Regions from separate parts of the Homo sapiens genome. Here region 2 is linked to region 1. A link is an interaction called in ENCODE POLR2A ChIA-PET data of the cell type or tissue named here. Cell type or tissue: Caco-2. All regions are shown on one strand. Links, peaks and the distances in the headings refer to the core of each region. The heading gives the core; the rest is flanking DNA.

What was found. Peaks named below come from ENCODE experiments on the same cell type or tissue, not always from the same donor. Only the 100,000 strongest peaks of a DNase experiment are listed, where the experiment ranks them.
Region 2: POLR2A ChIA-PET joins it to region 1 with 10 read pairs; 3 of 35 experiments call an interaction of 5 or more read pairs at or near these places.

Annotation. Positions count from the first base shown.
Region 1 is chr18:3,599,035-3,608,279 of GRCh38, reverse strand. The region is part of intron 7 of DLGAP1 (DLG associated protein 1); the gene reads left to right. DLGAP1-AS2 (DLGAP1 antisense RNA 2) reads right to left here and starts at 4,543. Exons shown (of 3, transcript NR_119377.1): 1 at 4,065-4,543; 2 at 1,640-1,726. RefSeq lists enhancers at 2,139-2,208, 3,487-3,556, 3,934-4,727, 3,753-4,952, 4,728-5,522 and 1 more. In Caco-2, for the core only: no CTCF peak of the experiment used is centred there; DNase peaks (open chromatin) are centred at 3,134, 3,351, 4,060 and 5,159; H3K4me3 peaks cover 3,554 bases.
Region 2 is chr18:3,966,736-3,975,980 of GRCh38, reverse strand. The region is part of intron 3 of DLGAP1 (DLG associated protein 1); the gene reads left to right. All of the region lies in intron 1 of DLGAP1-AS4 (DLGAP1 antisense RNA 4), which reads right to left. Among named protein-coding and RNA genes, the nearest start is that of DLGAP1-AS4, 9.0 kb to the right of the region's middle. In Caco-2, for the core only: no CTCF peak of the experiment used is centred there; no DNase peak of the experiment used is centred there.

The DNA of each region.
Region 1 (9,245 bases), core at 595-8,594:
CGCCCTCTCCGCTCACTGTAACCTCCACCTCTCGGATTCAGGCAATTCTCCTGCCTCAGCCTCCCCAGTAGCTAGAATTACAGGCATGCGCCACCACACCCGGCTAATTTTGTATTTTTAGTAGAGACAGGGCTTCTCCATGTTGGTCAGGCTGGTCTTGAACTCCCGACTTCACATGATCTGCCCGCATCCTCCCAAAATGCTGGGATTACAGGCCACCACGCCCAGCTGAGCTGGTCTTCTTAGGCCAGTACTTTCTGTGGTCCCCCGATGGCAGCCACAGTTCCAGCATCCCTTGCAGATGACAAAGTCCAGAGGAAGAAAAAGGATGTCCCTGACTTGGGTGGCTTTAAATAGTGAGGTAAACTTTCCCAGAACATTCCCATCCAACCTCCCTTCTCATCTCTTTGTCTGGTAGTCTGGTGAAGATTCAGCCTCCACGTGTAGGGAGGGGCTTAGCCACCCCTAAAACTCACAGCTGTGTGGAAAAGATCAACAGTACTGGGGTCTCATTAGCAAGCAGGATAGAGAGAATGGTTATGAGGAGGCAAACAACCATGTTTGCCACTGGCGTAAAGGCATGCAAAAGGATGGTATGTTCTGGAAATGATAAGCAGCCAGATAAGAAATTGTCAGGAGAAGGTAATAAAATATGCTGCAGCCCAGTTGTAAAGGAGTTACCGGCCAATATTTGGCTGCCTTGTATGGGTCCATGTTCCTTAAGTTTTCAAAGACAGTGAGATATCAAATAATGTTAGATTTTTAGTATTCCTTTTTTATGTGGTAATCATATAAAATTTCCTTCAAAAAACAAATGCTCAAGGCCGGGTGCAGTGGCTTATGCCTGTAATCCCAGTATTTTGGGAGGCTGAGGAGGGTGGATCGCTTGAGCCCAGGAGCTCAAGACCAGCCTGGGCAACAAAACAAAACCCCATTTCTACAAAAAATATAAAATATTATCTGGGTGTGGTGGCACCGGCCTGTAGTCCAGCTACTCTGGAGGCTGAGGCGGGAAAATCACCTTGTTGCAGTGAGCCTGGGTAACAGAACAAGATCCTGTCTCAAAGGAATTAAAAGAAAAATAAAAAAGGTTCAAAACAAAAATTACACGGCAACATACATGGTAATACAAAAATTCCATAATCTAGGCCAGGCGCGATGGCTCATGCCTCTAATCCCAGCACTCTGGGAGGCCGAGGCAGGTGGATCAATCACCTGAAGTCAGGAGTTCGAGACCAGCCTGGCCAGCTTGGCGAAACCCCTTCTCTACTAAAATTAGCCAGGTGTGGTGGCAGGTGCCTGTAATCCCAGCTACTGGGGAGGCTGAGGCAGGAGAATTGCTTGAACCCGGGAGGTGGAGGTTGCAATGAGCCGAGGTCGTGCCACTGCACTCCAGCCTGGGAAACAAGACCGAAAGTCATCTCAAAAAGAAAAAAATTGTAATCTAGTCATGTCATAGCAGTGAAGAAATAATAGTGTGTATAATTCTTATTTATACTTTTTTATAATTACAAAATAATGCAGGTGCTTTTTCAAAATATAGGAAAATTCAGAGAAGCCCAAAGAATAAAGTAAAAATCACCCGTAATCCCATTACGTGGCTGTAACGACTTGATGTCAAAGCTGGGAGCTCACATACATAGTAATTTGGTATAGTTACAATAGTGATTTTCTTTTTCCTTTGTAAGAATCCACTTCAAATTCAGTTTCTTCTTACTATACTTTTCTGTCAAACAAAGCAAAACTACTGGTCAGTGTAGAAGGGGGAAAAGCAACAAATGCATATGATGGCTTATGAAGTACAACATATTACAATTAGGGAAAGAAATAAGTATTATTGCTGTTGTATTTCTGTTTGACTTACTACTCATACAACTGGTTATCTAAGCCCAAACTCTATAATGTAAGGAAGTAATGAAAACGTCTGTCTTTGAGAGCAGCGAATTCTTTAGTGTGGTTCTGGCAGGGGAAGGAAGCGGGGAAGGGTTCTAAGAAGCGGGGCCCAGTTTCATCCTGGCGAGTTGCAGCTTTCTTCCTGAGCGTGGTGACTCGTCAAGGCACCAAGGCTCAGGAATGAGACAGACATTAGAGCTTGTTCTGGTTGGCACCTCTAGGATAGTTTTGTCTGCACACTGTGCCTCTGAGGAATGGCCTCTACAAAGGGTCAGGATGCCAAAATTCTTTAATCTTTCACTTTCATTTTAAAAATGAAATCTGAATATCTCTCCATCTAATAGCAAACCACAGCGAGACCTTTTTTTTTCTTAATGTCCCGACCTGCCTAGGCAGGAATCCATTATGGTTGTTGTTGATTTTAGTGTTTTGTTTGAAGTCTCCTATTTCTTCATGAATTCTCTTTCACACAAACTTGTTAGTGGCACTCAGTGTCCTCGGTAAACTTTTTGGTTTTTGTTTACGGCTAGCTTTTAAAAATCTATAGACAGGCAAAAAAAATCTCCTGCCGCTAAAAAGCTCCGTGACCTTGGAAAAGTCACTTAACCTCTCTGGAGAAAGCTCAAGTTAGAGGGTCAGAGTAGTGGACTGGAGAGGATTTTAGAGATCAGAGTTCTGCCCTTCCTGTTTACAGATCTGACATTCAGAGAGGCCAGAAGTCACAACAGCTTTCTTGAAGTTTTATTATTTTGATTTTTAAGGAAAGGAGTCCAATGAATTTGCAAATTAACGAAGCAGTGTTTGAAAAGAAAATATGCAAGAGATACTTAAGTGTTAAAGGAAACTAAAGCTTTGAGAACTAGAGATAAGATACTTTAAAGTAACTATCCAAATTGGTTTGTAGGCAGCAAACGTTAACTGTGTAAAATGTGGAGCATTTGATGCACCAAGAAATATTTACTGACTGCCCACTTGGAACTTAAAAGTTCAGTTGGGAACCAAGAAGATAATTATAATGTAATAAGTGCTCTGCCTGATTAAAAACTGCTGTGTTCTCATGAGAACTAGGAAAGGCATTCAGAAGGACATTCCTGACGTCTTCTTGGAAGAGGTCGAACGTAAGCTCGTATCTGAAGGAAAAACCAGAGGAAAGAATATCCCTAACGAGGAATCGATTGCACATGCAAACCCAGGGAACTTGATGGGTTGAATAACTAAAGGAAAAGTGGTCAGGAGGAGGCAGAATTCTGAGACCTGAAAAGGGTGAATAGGAACTCTTATCCTGAGGGGAGATTTGTAAACTGCAGACTGACAGGACCTGCTGGAGGGTTTCCACTCTTCCTCTAAGTGTACACAATAGTTTGGAAACAGAAAAGACAGACCCAGTGAGACTAAGTAGAAACGTATTTCTCCAAATATTTTGACCTACAAAATGCATTTTCCCTGTTGCCCAGTATGTACACAGATCCGGGGACACGCACACACAAACTGAAAGAGGTTTCACAACAAGACTTACTTTTTCTACACAGGATGTACGCTGACATTTTCTACCTAACATTTTGCATTTTCTAAATGGTGAAACTGCATGACTCATCTTATTTCACTACCCACTAAGTGACAACTCAGAGTTGGAGAAACCTTGAGTTAAGGAAGTTGCTGTGATACTCCAGAAGATAACATTAAAACTGTAGGATCTAGGGAAGCAGAAAGATGCACAGAAGGATGTGGAATGACTCCACAGGGATTTAAGAGACTGGAGAGAAGGACCCAAAGGAGTGCTTACAGATAATGCTGAGTTTTGGCTTGAACTCGGGGCAGATAAAGGGATCGTGTACTGAGATGGGGAACCTTAAGTGAAAAATAAGGAGGGTAAAGGTATCACCACTTGAGAAATGCCCGATTCTTTTGTGTGTATGTGTGTGTGTGTGTGCGTGTGCGTGTGTTTGTAAACATAAATATGCTCCTTAATTTGAAGTACATCCCAAGAAAAACATGTAACTCCAGAAAATGTCCAAGTTTTATTAAAAGAAGAAGGGAAATGGCAGAAATGGAAAGAAGGGAATCAGTGGGGAGGAAGGAGTGGGCTCTAGCACTTAGGCACAAGACTCCACTTGGAAAGGACAGGCAAGATTCAAATCCCCGAGGGAACAGACAGCCCATATCAGACTCACCTGATGCTTCACTGCAGCTGCCATGGGGCTTTTATAAGCTGGGAATGGGTTAAGCATAGTCCCAGCTGTTCATTCAGCCACGATGTTGGCAGGAGTTAGCTTCTTTACACATAAAGTTGGCATCAAATTTGGAATTCACAATCACTAGTTCACGAACGTCACAGGCATTTCTTAGGCGCTTCTTATATAAATGGAAATACCATTAACTTTCTTCTTCATGCACGCTCTCTGACAGCATCGGGTCAAAGGAACTTTTTTCCTGCCTCTTTTCATAGCTTCCACCGCCCCATCCTTCTTCTAAATCTTTAATTTTGCAAAGCCATAGGGAGTGGTGGTAGCCTGTGGCGAGTTGAAGATTTTGAACAATAGGTGTTTCTGAGCTGGATTTATTGAAAGGGTCTTGTCTGTGTCCTGGGGGAGATTGTAAATGAGATGTCAACAGGAGCTCTTTTGTGTGGATGGCATTCATCCTGAAAGACAGGAATTCCCTTACTGTGCTAGTATTTAAAGTACATTTGTTGCTGCTTTTGCTAAAACTTTTCATCCAACTGCCGGAGCTAACAGCAATGAATGAGTCACTTGGTGTGATTGTAACTTCCTTCCCTCCTTAGCAAAGCAATGACTCAGTCATTTACATTTAGAAAGGAAGGCTCCTAAGAAGATTTCTTGGATTTTCATCAGCTTGAGCCTCTTTTCTTGACCATCACGTGGGCCTGATCTGTCGGCAATCCTGTTAACCCAGGGTGAGGGGAGTCTAGCCGGGCTGCTTTTCTCACTCCCTGGAAAACTTTTTGCTGTTTTGCTCGTTTCTTTTTTAAATCCAAGGAGAAAGACAAACACAATTTCCTGCCTTAAGCCCTTTTCCTTTCTCTCTCCCTCCGCCTTTTTTTTTGTAAAGGACAGGCAATTTCAGTTTACTATAATTACCCTGGGCTGAGGTTTGACTCACTCCACCTTTAGATGATAAGGCAACCGTTTTATTACTTCGCAGCCAGGTGCCTGAGGGTGACAAGACTTGCCTTTATCTGGTGACCTGACAAGGTTATCAGCAACTGCAAATGGGCTGAACCTCGGAGCAGGGACCATCAAAACGCTTCCCTCTCCTTGATCCATTTCCCAACCCTTTATTGGTAATTCATTTCAATCCGAAGACTAGCTCTAGTTTCTGCAAGTTCTTCCGCATTCCTACACCTTAGCTCTGTCCTCTTGTGTTCTCTTTGGAACACAGGCAGCGGCAACAGCAATCTTAATTATGAGCAGTCAGCTGCCCCCATGAGCCCAGAGCACGACCATGAAGTCTCAACCACAGTCCAGCACACAACACGCAGGATATATTTGCGTCCTCTGGCTTAGTCGATTTGCAGTATTTATAGTTGCTTTTTCAGAGTCGATACTTAATAACGTCTTTGACCTATGATGCTAGAAATCCCTCCAAAATAAAATCGTATTGCTTGTATCTTCTATGGTTCCTTTTGAAAACTGGAATATAATCCGCACCAGGAGGCAGTGCTGTGCTGGAGATAATAAACATATCTAGTGCTCGATCTATTTATATCTGCAGTTCATGAATTTATTTGTCTACCAACACAAGTTTCTTTGTTTTTTTTTTTTTTTTTTTTTTTGGACGGAGTCTCGCTCTGTCGCCCAGGCTGGAGTGCGGTGGCGCGATCTCGGCTCCCTGCAAGCTCCGCCTCCCGGGTTCACGCCATTCTCCTGCCTCAGCCTCCCGAGTAGCTGGGACTACAGGCGCCCGCCACCACGCCCGGCTAATTTTTTGTATTTTTAGCAGAGACGGGGTTTCACTGTCTTAGCCAGGATGGTCTCGATCTCCTGACCTCGTGATCCGCCCGCCTCGGCCTCCCAAATTGCTGGGATGACAGGCGTGAGCCACCGCGCCCGGCCAAAACAAGATTATTCTTTAATTCAAACTGTGTTACGTGCACTGTCTCGGTTATCTGGTGGGTGGGAAATGTGGTATAAAAGCATGCATTTTGGGAAATGGTTTCCAAAAAGTGTGTACTAGGCAAAGCTTGAATGAATGAAGGGTGAGAGTACTTGCAGACACACTTTTAGGTCAGTGTCCTGGGCAGCATCAAAGCTGCGCGGCACCCGGCTTGTACATAGCACGGAGCTGCCACCCTGTAGTGCAAAATTATAGTGGGCCAAGGTAAATCATATGTTTTATTTATTTATTTATTCATTCATTTGAGAAGGAGTCTCGCACTGTAGCCCAGGCTGGAGTGCAGTGGCCCGATCTCCACTCACTGCAATCTCCGCTTCCCGGGTTCAAGCGATTCGCCTGCCTCAGCCTCCTGAGTAGCTGGGATTACAGGTACTCGCCACCACGCCCAGCTAATTTTTTTTTTTTTCCGAGATGGAGTCTCGCTCTGTCACCCAGGCTGGAGTGCAGTGGCGTGATCTGGGCTTGCTGCAACCTCCGCTTCCTTGGTTCAAGCGATTCTCCTGCCTCAGCCTCCCAAGTAGCTGGGATTACTGGGGCAGGCCACCATGACCGGCTAATTTATTTGTATTTTTGGTAGAGACAGGGTTTCACCATGTTGGTCAGGCTGGTCTCAAATTCCCGACCTCAAACGATTGGCCCACCTCGGCCTCCCAAAGTGCTGGGATTATAGGCGTGAACCACCATGCCCAGCCGTAGGTTTTATTTTTCTATCTGTGAAGTCGAACTGTAGCCTGAGGGTAGCAGATGGGAAAGGAGGGGTTGGGAAGAGAATGGAAAAGATGAGTTAAAACACACACACACACACACACACACCCTTGCATATGTGAAGTGTTTATCTGTAAGACCACATCAGATTACTCCATTCTGGGCCAGGCGCAGTGGCTCACACCTGTAAACCCAGCATTTTGGGAGGCCGAGGCGGGTGGATTGCTTGAGGTCAGGAGTTCGAGACCAGCCTGATCAACATGGTGAAACCCCATCTCTACTAAAAATACAAAAGATAGCTGGCATGGTGGCAGGTGCCTGTAATCCCAGCTACTTGGGTGGCTGAGGTGGGAGAATTGCTTTAGCCCGGGAAGTGGAGGTTGCAGTGAGCTGAGATCACATCACTGCACTCTAGCCTGAGCCACAGGGTGAGACTCTGTCTCAAAAAATATATATATCTATATATCTATCTATATATCTATATATCTATATATCTATCTATATCTTTATCTCTATATCTATATATCTATATATCTATCTATATCTATATATCTATATATCTATATCTATATATCTATCTATATATCTATATATATCTATATATCTATCTATATATCTATATATATCTATATCTATCTATATATCTATATATATCTATATATCTATCTATATATCTATATATCTATATATATCTATATATCTATATATATCTATATATATCTATATATCTATATATATCTATATATCTATATATCTATATATATCTATATATCTATATATATCTATATATCTATATATATCTATATATCTATATATATCTATATCTCTATATCTATATAGCTATAGATATCTATATAGATCTCTATAGATATCTATAGATCTCTATAGATATCTATATCTCCATTCTGTAATGTATATAGACATCATTCCACACTGTGGAAAGAAACAGTTCAAATCCCCTACCAGGGCCCTTACTACAATTATAATAAAAACGAATAAAAAGAATGTTTCTGGCCAGGCACGGTGGCTCATGCCTGTAATCCCAGCACTTTGGGAGGCCGAGGCAGGTGGATCACCTGAGGTCCGGGGTTCGAGACCAGCCTGGCCAACATGGTGAAACCCCGTCTCTACTAATACAAAAATAAGCTGGGAGTGGTGGCACTACTCGGGAGGCTGAGGCAGGAGAATTGCTTGAACCGGGGAGGTGGAGGTTGCAGTGAGCCGAGATCGTGCGTGCCATTGCACTCCAGCCTGGGTGACAAGAGAGAAACTCCGTCTCATAAAAAAACAAAAACAAGAAAAAAGAATGTTTCTGAGTACAGTGTGTGAATCACATGCATGGTGATGAACTAATGAACATCCAGAACTCCAACAGGAGACAATGTCAGAAGGATTAACAAATCTGACCTTGACCCTGGGCAACATAGTGAGACCCTGTCTTTACAAACAGTTTTTTAAAACTTAGCTGGATGTGGTGGTGTGCGCTTGTGGTTCCAGCTGTTCCGGAGGCTAAAGTGGGAGGTTCGCTTGAGCCCAGGAGTTAGAGGATGTAGTGAGCCATGATCACACCACTGCACTCCAGCCCTGGCAACAGAGCGAGACCCTGTCTCTTTAAAAAAAAAAAAAAAATTGGCTGGGAATGGTGGCTCACGCCTGTAATCCCAACATTTTGGGAGGCCGAGGTGGGCGGATCACAAGGTCAAGAGATCGAGACCATCCTGGCCCACATGGTGAAACTACATCTCTACTAAAAATACCAAAATTAGCCGGGCGTGGTGGCGCCTCCTGTAGTCCCAGCTACTCGGGAGGCTGAGGCAGGGGAATCGCTTGAACCCGGGAGGTGGAGGTTGCAGTGAGCCGAGATCGCGCCACTACACTCTAGCCTGACAACAGAGTGAGACTGTCTCAAAAAACAAAACAAACAACAAAAAACTCTCTGTCCTTGGAGCTGTCTTTTCTTTAAAGACGTGAAACCTTGCACGCCTGTCACCACTCCATTGCCACCCTCCACAGGTGGGCTTAGTTAGCACAGAGCTCCAGAACCTGAGATGCCTCTGAAGGTGGGAGTAGGATGGCATCCTTCTGCCCCAATTCTAAAAGCCACTAGCCAAACTTGACCTCGGAAACTATTTACAGTGCGGTGATGCCACCTCTCCCTGCAGACAAATTCAAGTACTCCATTAAGGGGCGTTCCCCAGACCTTGCTGGGCATGCCCAGATAAGCCTCCTTTTCATCTGCAAAATTGAGATCCTGACTTCCTATGCAGGATTGTTTTTAATTTAATGAGACTATAGGTAAAGCGCCTGGCTTTATTAAACACTCAACCAACGAGGAGGAGGATGGGGGTTTGTGGAGTAAATTGGTATAGATTTTAGTACTGACTTCACAGGTTCCTAGGTTCCTAGACTGTTTTTATTTAATTTTGGCAAATGACAAGTACCTAACAGAAAGGTAGTATTTTAAACACAGTCTTTGCTGGGCGCAGTGGCTCACGCCTGTAATCCCAGCACTT
Region 2 (9,245 bases), core at 491-8,490, 370 kb before region 1:
CTGTTCGTCTTCCCAAGTGGAAACTCTGCACCCCTTAAACACTGACTTCCCATTCCCTCTCCCCCAGGCCATGGTAACCACTATTCTACTTTCTGACTCTATGAATTTGATTTCTCTAGGTACCTCATGTAAATTAAATTATACAATATTTGTGTTTTTGTGACTGGCTTATTTCACTTTGCACAATGTCTTTGAGGTTCATCCATGTCGTAGGATGTGTCAGAATTTCCTGGCTTTTTAAGGCTAAATAATATTCTATTCTATATGTACATCACATTTTGTATCCATTCATTCTTCTTAGGGCACTTGGGTTGCTTCACTTTTTGGCTACTGTAAATAATGCTGCCATGAGCATGGGTGTACCAATATCTGTTTGAGTCCCTAGTTTCTATTTTTTGCAGTATATACCCATAGTGGGATTGCTGGATCATACGGTAATTCTGTGTTTAATTTTTTTAACAACCACCAAGCCATTTTCCACAGTGAGTGCGTTCAAGGGTTCCAATTTCTCCACATCTTTGCCAACACTCACTTTCTGTTTCTTTCAATAATAACCATCCTAACAGGTGTGAAGCGGTATCTCACTGTGGTTTTGATTTGCGTTGCCCTAATGATTAGTGATGTTGAACATCTTTTCATGTATTGATGGGCCACTTGCATATCCTGTTTGGAGAAAGGTCCATTCAATTTCCTTGCCCATTTTTGATGGGGATGTTTGTTTTGTTAGTGAGTTGTATGAAGTGTTTGTTTTGCATATGTATTTATATATATAATTTTTATTTTTAATTGTAATTAAAAAACACATAAAAGTAACCATCCTTACTTTCTTTGAGTGTACAGTTCAATAGTGTTAAGTACCTTCACATTGTGGTGCAACAGATCTCCAGAAATCTTCATCTTGCAAAACTGAAACTCTGTACCCATTAAATAACAACTCCCCATTTATTTCCCCTTGCCCAGCCCCTGGCAATCACCATTCCACTTTCTGTGTCTACGAATTTGACTACTTTAGTTACCTCATATAAGTAGAATCATACAGGATTTGCCTTTTTGAGACTGATTAATTTTTATTTTTATTTTTTTTTTATGTCCTCAAGGTTTATCCATGTTGTACTATATGACAGGATTTCCTACCTATGTAAGACTGAATAATATTCCATGCTATGTATTGCTTTTATATTTTTTATTTATAAATTGTAAAATACTACTCATCGGTGTGAGTCTTATACTGTCCTCTTCCCTGTTTCAATCACCTAAAACCTCCTTTTTATGTTAGGTCTTTTGACATTGAATGTTTTCAATGTCATACTCCCATTTACCTGATTAATAATAAGTTCTTTATGTTTCACTTTTAACCAAAGCAGGAACACCAGGGCAATTAGTCCAGTAAAGAAGAAAAGCAAACAGTGGCCATGCTGAGAGTGAAGCAAACCCATGATATATTCATGGAAAAGCTGGACTTTTTCTCTCCTCAGAAAGTGAGATCTTTTTGTGTGAAGAACTATTGAAATCTGAAGCTTCCCTTAGGAAGTTAAAAGTTCTTTTGAAAATATTTAAAAGCCCTGAATTAAAAGATCTTAATACAGTCACACATGCAATACAACTACATTTAGGTCACGGATGAATTGCCTGTAGGACGGTGGTCCCATAAGATTATAATAATGTGTTTTCGAGATCAGGAGATTGAGACTATCCTGGCCAACATGGTGAAACCCAGTCTCTACTAAAATACAAAAAAATTAGCCAGGTGTCGTGGTGGGCACCTGTGATCCCAGCTACTCGGGAGGCTGAGGCAGGGGACTCACTTGAACCCAGGAGGCGGAGGTTGCAGTGAGCCGAGATTGCGCCACTGCACTCCAGCCTGGCGAGGGAGTGAGACTCCTTCTCAAAAAAAAAAAAAATAAAAAGTGTCTTTACTGTGCCTTTTCTATGTTTAGATAGGTTAGATACACAAATACTTCCCACGGTGTTACAATTGCCTACAGTATTCAGGACAGTCACGTGCTGTGCAGATCTGTAGCCTAGGAGCGATGGGCTCTAGCATATAGCCTGAGAGTGTGGTAGGCTATGCCGTCTAGGTCCATCTAAGTCCACTCTGCATTCACACAAGGACAACAGCAGCACATGTTCTCAGAACATATCCTCATTGTTCAACTGTGCATGACTCTACAGTATTATCTTCTCCTGTGTTTTCCTTGTGAACCCTCAGCTGGTTAACATGGATCCCGAGCCCTGGGCCTTCCCCGGAACTTTCTAGCCTAGATTTAGTTTGTCAGGTTTCAGAAAGAATAAAATTATCTAAAATTGAGGGAAAAAAATTGGCAGGCAATTTGGAAAAGACTCTCAGTTGGCCTGCCAACAACACTGGCAGAAGAAATGTAGTCGAGTTAGAATCCTTCCAGCATGTTCCCTAGGGGATGCTCACACAGGAACCACAGGTGAAATAGGGAAGTCCCTGGCTCCTAAAGCCTAAGCAGGAACCATATACTCCACCACTCCCCTCCTGAAGTGAAATTGAGTCCCAAACCAGGAGTAACAGGAGCACAAAGGTGACGGAGCTCATACAAACTGAGATGAATTGCAGCTTCCAGGACGGAAATGACTAGTAGCTTATTATTTGTCATTGGCTCCAGATAAATCTTACAACCTGATTAAAAGCAAATGTATTGACTTTTTTTTTTTTTTTTTTTGGCTATGGCTATTCTGACTATTCTCTTTTACTGAAAATGGTTTTTTTCTAATTAGATAGCAGCAGCCTGAAGGTAGGACCATCTTAGTTTCTGTGTTCCTTATAGAATCTAGGAAATTATTTTGTACATTGTAAGTATTCAATAAAGATTGGATTACTCAACTTGAATAAAAACAAGCAGATGATAATACCTTAATAGTCCCAGAATTAAGTTTCTTTGGACAGTGATTTGTTGATATTTTTAAATTAGCTATTAGACACAACACCCTGCAGCAAAAAGGCTTTGCTTACTTGAGCTCACGCTTGTTATCCTTTTGGAGTCTGAAGCCTAATTAATGTAGAATAGAGCCTCTTTTAGAATAAAAGTCCTCTGCCCTATGGGCTTATTCTTTGGGTCTCTAAACACAGATTGGGGAACAGAAAAGAAAGTCTTTTGGCTTCAGGCTAGGGATAGGCACCTCCCCGCCCATCTGCCTCTCAGTGTTGCTGGCCAGGGCAGGGGGAGCTAGTGTGATTTGCCCAAACCTCCCTCCCTGAGGTGTCATGTTGCTGTGATGGTGTCACAGGAGTCTCAGGAAAGCTGAGAGCTCAACATAACAAAGTTCCTACGTGGACAGTGGTGCTCAATAGTTGCTTCTTAAAAAATAGATTAGTTAGGACTATCGGATGCCAGGGACTGAATCTAGTCACTTAATAATCAGGTTCCCACAGATCTACTTATCTATATCCCAAACACTGTATAATTCTAAAACTATGAGAAAGAAAGAAAGAGAGAGAGAGAGAGTGTGTGTGTGTGTGACTCAACTGCCTCAAACACACCAAGGAAACATGTTTGAATATAAATAACTGAAGACAGAAAAGACAGAATGAATCAACCAGAGGACTAGGGAGAGTTATATATAAACTGATATAGATAGATATAATTTTTTAAAATTATTTTTAAATAGAGACGGAATTTTGCCATGTTGCCCAGGCTGGTCTCGAACTCCGGGCTTCAAGTGATCCTCCAACCTTGGCCTCCAGAAATGCTGGGATAACAGGCATGAGCCACCATGCCCGGCCTAGTGATATAATTTTTTTTTATATAGGCCTTGAGGTGTTGTATTTTTTATAAGAGGTATTATATAGTTTATAAACTCATAAAAAATTTAAAAACAAGGTAAACTGTAATATTTTAATTGAAAACACTTCTTTAGTTATATCCTTGAAAACTGAAACCTTACACATTACAGGATTGTTATCTTGTTAGTTGGACACCGTTAAATGACCAAAGCTATTCATGGTCTCCTGATGAGAACCCAAGTAAAGAGTCTTCCCTTAGTTAATTCACAGGATCCTCCCTTACTCAACTGGACCAGCACTTTACAGTTGCATAAAACCCTGGTTTTGAGTTTTTCTTGTCCCTCAATATTCACTAAGGCTGTCATGAAAATTATTATGCTTATTAAAATAAAACTCCATGGATTGCTTAATGAAAGATACTTAAGAATTTGCCAGGTTTAAGTTTTATTGCTATTTAGAGAACAAGATTTTCTAAACCTATTGCCCTGTGACTCTTCAAAACCATCAGCCAGGAATTCTTTTTGGATACACTGATATTTCTCTATGTTATCCTTAGTACAGCTTAGCTTACCAAAGGATAGATGGACAAAAGAGTCTTAAAAGTTAAGTCTTGGAACAATATAAAATGCAGTCTGCAAACACTTGGGGGTGCATCATACCAGTCAATTACACATACCAATACTTTTTTAGAAAAAACAAAAGAATAGAATAGGCAAAATACATTGGACTTATTTACAAAACATGTTTCAGGTATACATGCACACATATGTGATATTATGTCATATATATGTTAGCATACATTTTATAAATGTCTTATGTATGTATTTCCCTGTATATATACTGGTTAGGATGTAAAATTTGTTACCATCGGTAGCAGTCAAAAAAAATGTTAAGCCACTGATTTAGAGGACTTAATTCTAAACTAATGGAAAGCAGTTAGCATGAAAAGAACTCCTACCTCTGAAAAGAAATAATAGAAACTACCATCACAAACTGGTCAACAATTTACTGCAAAGTTCTTGCCAGAGGCCAGAGTCTGGTTCATTCTCTAGGTCAATGCTACAGACTGAAAGCTGGGTGGAGAAAAGCGACCTTGAGGTTGTGCTGTAGCTACCGAAAGAAGGCAGGCAGAGGGAGCTGTTCTTTGGTTGCAATAACCTGGAATAGATGTGGGGTGCTAGAGGGGGACAGATGTGAAACTGGAAGGTGGTTCCAGCTGTCTCAATGCTTGATTAGGCCTTAAATCTCTATTCCAGCATTTCCCACTTCTGGAAATAAATGCATACCTAGCCCAGAGACAAGGGTGGAAGCAGACCTCATAGGCCCAGGATGCAGGGCTCCTATGGGGACCTCAGAACTAGGGCAGGGGCTTATATTTTATTCTTGAATCCCAGTTGATATTAAAGTGGATTTCAGTTCAATTAGGGGGAAGAAACCCTTTTGCTTCCAGATTTTTAATGTTAATATTAATGTCAAGATATCTCTAATATGATTTAGTAATAACATATCCTTCATTCTAAATTTAGTACCTGTTTGAGAATTAATTGATTAAAAACTAAGAGTGAAACTGTATTACTATTTTGCAGTCTAATATGGGGCAAGATGTTTATCTTCTTTGTTTCTCTTTATTTTTTAGATTTTCTAGAAGATGTACTTCTTGATGAGGCCAACATTTCTCTCTCATGTCCCACACATTTCTATTATATATTTGCTGTAATTTGTAGCACTCACATTTGTTGTAAAATCGCTTTTGACAGTGTATTTGAGTTAAAGTACAAAGGTTCATTACCAAAGCTCTCTTTCTTTGGAGAGCTTTTTATTATTAGTGCTACAAAATTGATCCTAATGGCTTCAATAAGAATACTGGGATGAAATTGTTTTATTTTCTTTTCCTTTGTTTCTAGTTGTCATATTGTCATGGAACTCCGAGGTTTGAAAATATGCAAAGAATTCATCTCATTTATTCTCTATGAGATTTAAAACTAAAACTCTGATTATTTAGCCAAAATAAAATTCAATAAAATCATATTTTTATATGAAAGAAGAGAATGATGACAAGGGAAATTGCAGGAGTACAATGGTAGTCAACTCATCTTAAATTTTGCATTTTCATTTTTGTAATACGTTTGCTTCATGTTGCTCTGGAAAACTGTGTTCTGTTGCTTTACCTACAAAGACAAACATTAATCAAACTTACCACTAGTATTAAGCACTGATTAAACACCCACATCGTAACACAACAAATCTGCTGACTTCTGTTCGTGTGCTTTCCATCTTAACACACAGACACAGACAGGACTGATAGTCTTAAGAAGGCCCTTTATCAGAAGTATTTAATCCTAGAGTCTTTTCCTTTACATATTCTATTCAAGAAAGGCCCTTTACGTGAAACACATTAAAAAATTATATAAGGATCATCGCTGGCTAGAGCCTCCTTAACTGCAAGCTGACAGACATAGAATAGTTGGCAGAAGGAAGCTGGCACTCTTATTAAGGGCCTAATTTTGATTTTGCATAATCTGTGGATAGTCACTACTAAAATAAAATACTGAAGAGCTGCATCTGTGCTAATTTCTTTGGTAGGATTTTTTTTAAGAATAGACCGAAATCGTGAAACTGCTATAACTTGGGCCACAGTTTTTCTGCAAGGACAGGTACTTCTACTTTTTTCTGGATCTCTTTTACAAATAAGGTCTTAAACCACTGTCTTTCTGTGTATATCTATTTTGTTTCGAGAACAAGCACCCTTTTCTCTTTAATATTCTTTTCCTACGGCTAGAATGGGTCAGCGGTGTAATACACTCAGTCAACGCCTAATTGAGTAAAATGTGACAGAACGTTTTGCAAAAACCAGTGGTAACCGTAGGAGACCTCACTGTTTTTCTCTGCCACTTAGTCTTCAAGAAGGAATGACTAAAAGTTGTATTTCTTTTCAGATGACAATTATTGGTGTGTTGATTGACTACATGATCATTAGTGAGATTTCTAGTATATTGTTTTTAATAGAATTGCTGTAAAATTTGGCAGATGGAAGTTCGCATAGTTTGACCTGGAAAGTTGAACTACTTCAATCTTCAAATTTTTCCTTGTAAACTCTTTCATAGTAGCAAAATAATCATAATTTTCTTTGAATATTGTTAAGGAAAATAGTATTTCTCTTTCAGAATATACATCCTATGTCCCCAGTGCTGTTCATTCATTAGTTAACTTCTTTCCTTTGTTGTCTCGCTGGTCTCTTGCCACCTGCAAAATGTCTTTTAAAAGAAAGTTGGAGAAAGAATGCCGTGTCATTTTTCTTCAAAAGAAATCAATAGTTTTGTTTGTTACCAGGTCCTCTTAATTATATTTCTCTTCTTGTTGCTAATTATTTTGATTATTAGTTCCACATAGCTGGGCAGGGACAAGGAAGAAAAAAATAAACCTCCCTTGCATGGTATTACTTATTAGCTGTTCCAATAAAAGTTTGATTGGGTATGATGATTCACAGTTTTCAGGAAAGGCATTTTCTTTGAATTTCAATTACCTCCACTTGTTCTAAATAATATTTGCACAAATAATTGAATATTGGTTTGAAATCAGCCTCCAAATATTACTGTGTTCTCTCTAAAACTTCATCAAACTGTGATCTGTCTTTTGAAAGCCAGGAATACAAATATAAAGATGTTAACTATTTAAAACTTCCGTGATGGTCTGTTTGGGTAAAGAGATTGCACAAAATATGTTTTTCAGTAACTTTCTGTGTTTTCAAGTTTTTTTTAAGGTGTATAGTTAGCCATTTTATTCAGCAGGTCTTAGTTGAGTGCCTGCCATGAGCTAATGACACACTGATTAATAGGGATAGAAAGGGAACAAGATAGACAAGTGCTAGAAATTTTACTGCATAAAATAAAAAGTGGAGATCAATAGCTGCGTAAAAATGATGTGAAATTGGGGTAAGATCTAGCGTTGCCTTTTAAGATGAAAGAGTATCTTAGCATATTTAAATATTAAAGGAAAGATACTAAGGGTCAGTGAAGGATTTAAGATACAGGAGAAAGAAGTGGGGCAGGGTGAGGTCCCAGTAAATTTATGCTCAGATTAGAGCAGTTATGTCTCCTTCATCTAAACATGATCAAAAGCAGAAAGATGTGATAGAGCTAGTTACATATTCTGGATTAGTGTCAGGAAGTTTTTCCAATAACTTATTTTATCTGTGAAGAGTAAGCAGTAAGATGATTTATTGGTAGTGATAAGCAAATGGACAAATGAAATGTTCAAAACAGCCACAAGGAGAATGTGAAGGAGTCCTAAGAAGGGAAGTATGGCTTGCCTCTCGGTGTTAGGTGTCCAGTGCAGCTGAGAGGCACACATTTATCCTATATGTGTGTGTGGGGATCAATCTGCATAGTTGGGTGATTTTCTCAGAAGCCCTTAACAGTTATACTTAGTTGTGGAAATACATAAACTCGAATTTTTAAAAATAGCTCCACATAGTCTGAAGCCAAAAGTAGAGTCAAATGCTCTTTAAGACAAAATAACCAAGTATGGGCTTCAGAAATGAAACAGAGAGTGATCAATACTACCATTACATCTGTTTTACACTTTCTCTTTAGAGACTATAATGTTTAAATGGAGCTTAAATGACAGCTCTGCAGAGGACAGCCTGCTCTCCTCCTTACCAGTGGTTCTCAAATTTCAGCCGGCATCAGTCACCTGCAGGGATTGTTAAAACTCAGGTTCCTGGGCCTCAACCCCAGAGTCTGGGATTCAGTAGGTCTGGGGTGAAGCCCTAGAATTTGCATTTTTAATGAGTTCCCAGGTTCTGCAGAGTCTGTTGATCGCAGTACCACATCTTGAGAATCACTGTTCTAAATAAAACTCTGCAATGCCAGGACAAATATCTGCAAAGGTTAAAGTCACTGTGAGCTCATCAGTTCATAATCTATTTCTCATTCCTTGCTGATTCGCTCAGTGCCTACCACAGTGCCTGGCAGTGCCTGGCTGGAGCCCAGCGACTGTTTTGAGGAAGAAAGATAAGTTAGTATTTATGGAATGCCCTCTACAATGTGGTAGGCACATTCCCTCCACCAATGTAGACAGGCACTGCCATATTTACACAGACATATTAAAATAAGATTAGTCACTCAGCAGTTTGAGCCAGTGGACTAGTCCTTCCTTTTTAAACTACTCTCTTCTCCAGGTTCTGGACTACCTCACCTCCTGGTTTCCCTTCTGCTTCACTGGCCACTTCTCTTAGAAAACCTGGCTTTCTCCTCCTCCTCCTCCTCTCTTGGACCTCAGAACATTGAATGCCCCAAGCAGCTCTTTTCCTGATGACCTTCTCCTCTATTCCTAGATGATCTCATTTAGTCCCAAGGTTTCAGATAACATCAACATGCTGATGTCATCCAAATCTGTTATCTCTAGCTCAGACGTCCCCTCTCACCTCATACTCGTTAATCCAGCTGCCAACTCGGCCTCTCCACTTGAATATCTAATAAACATCTCCAATGTA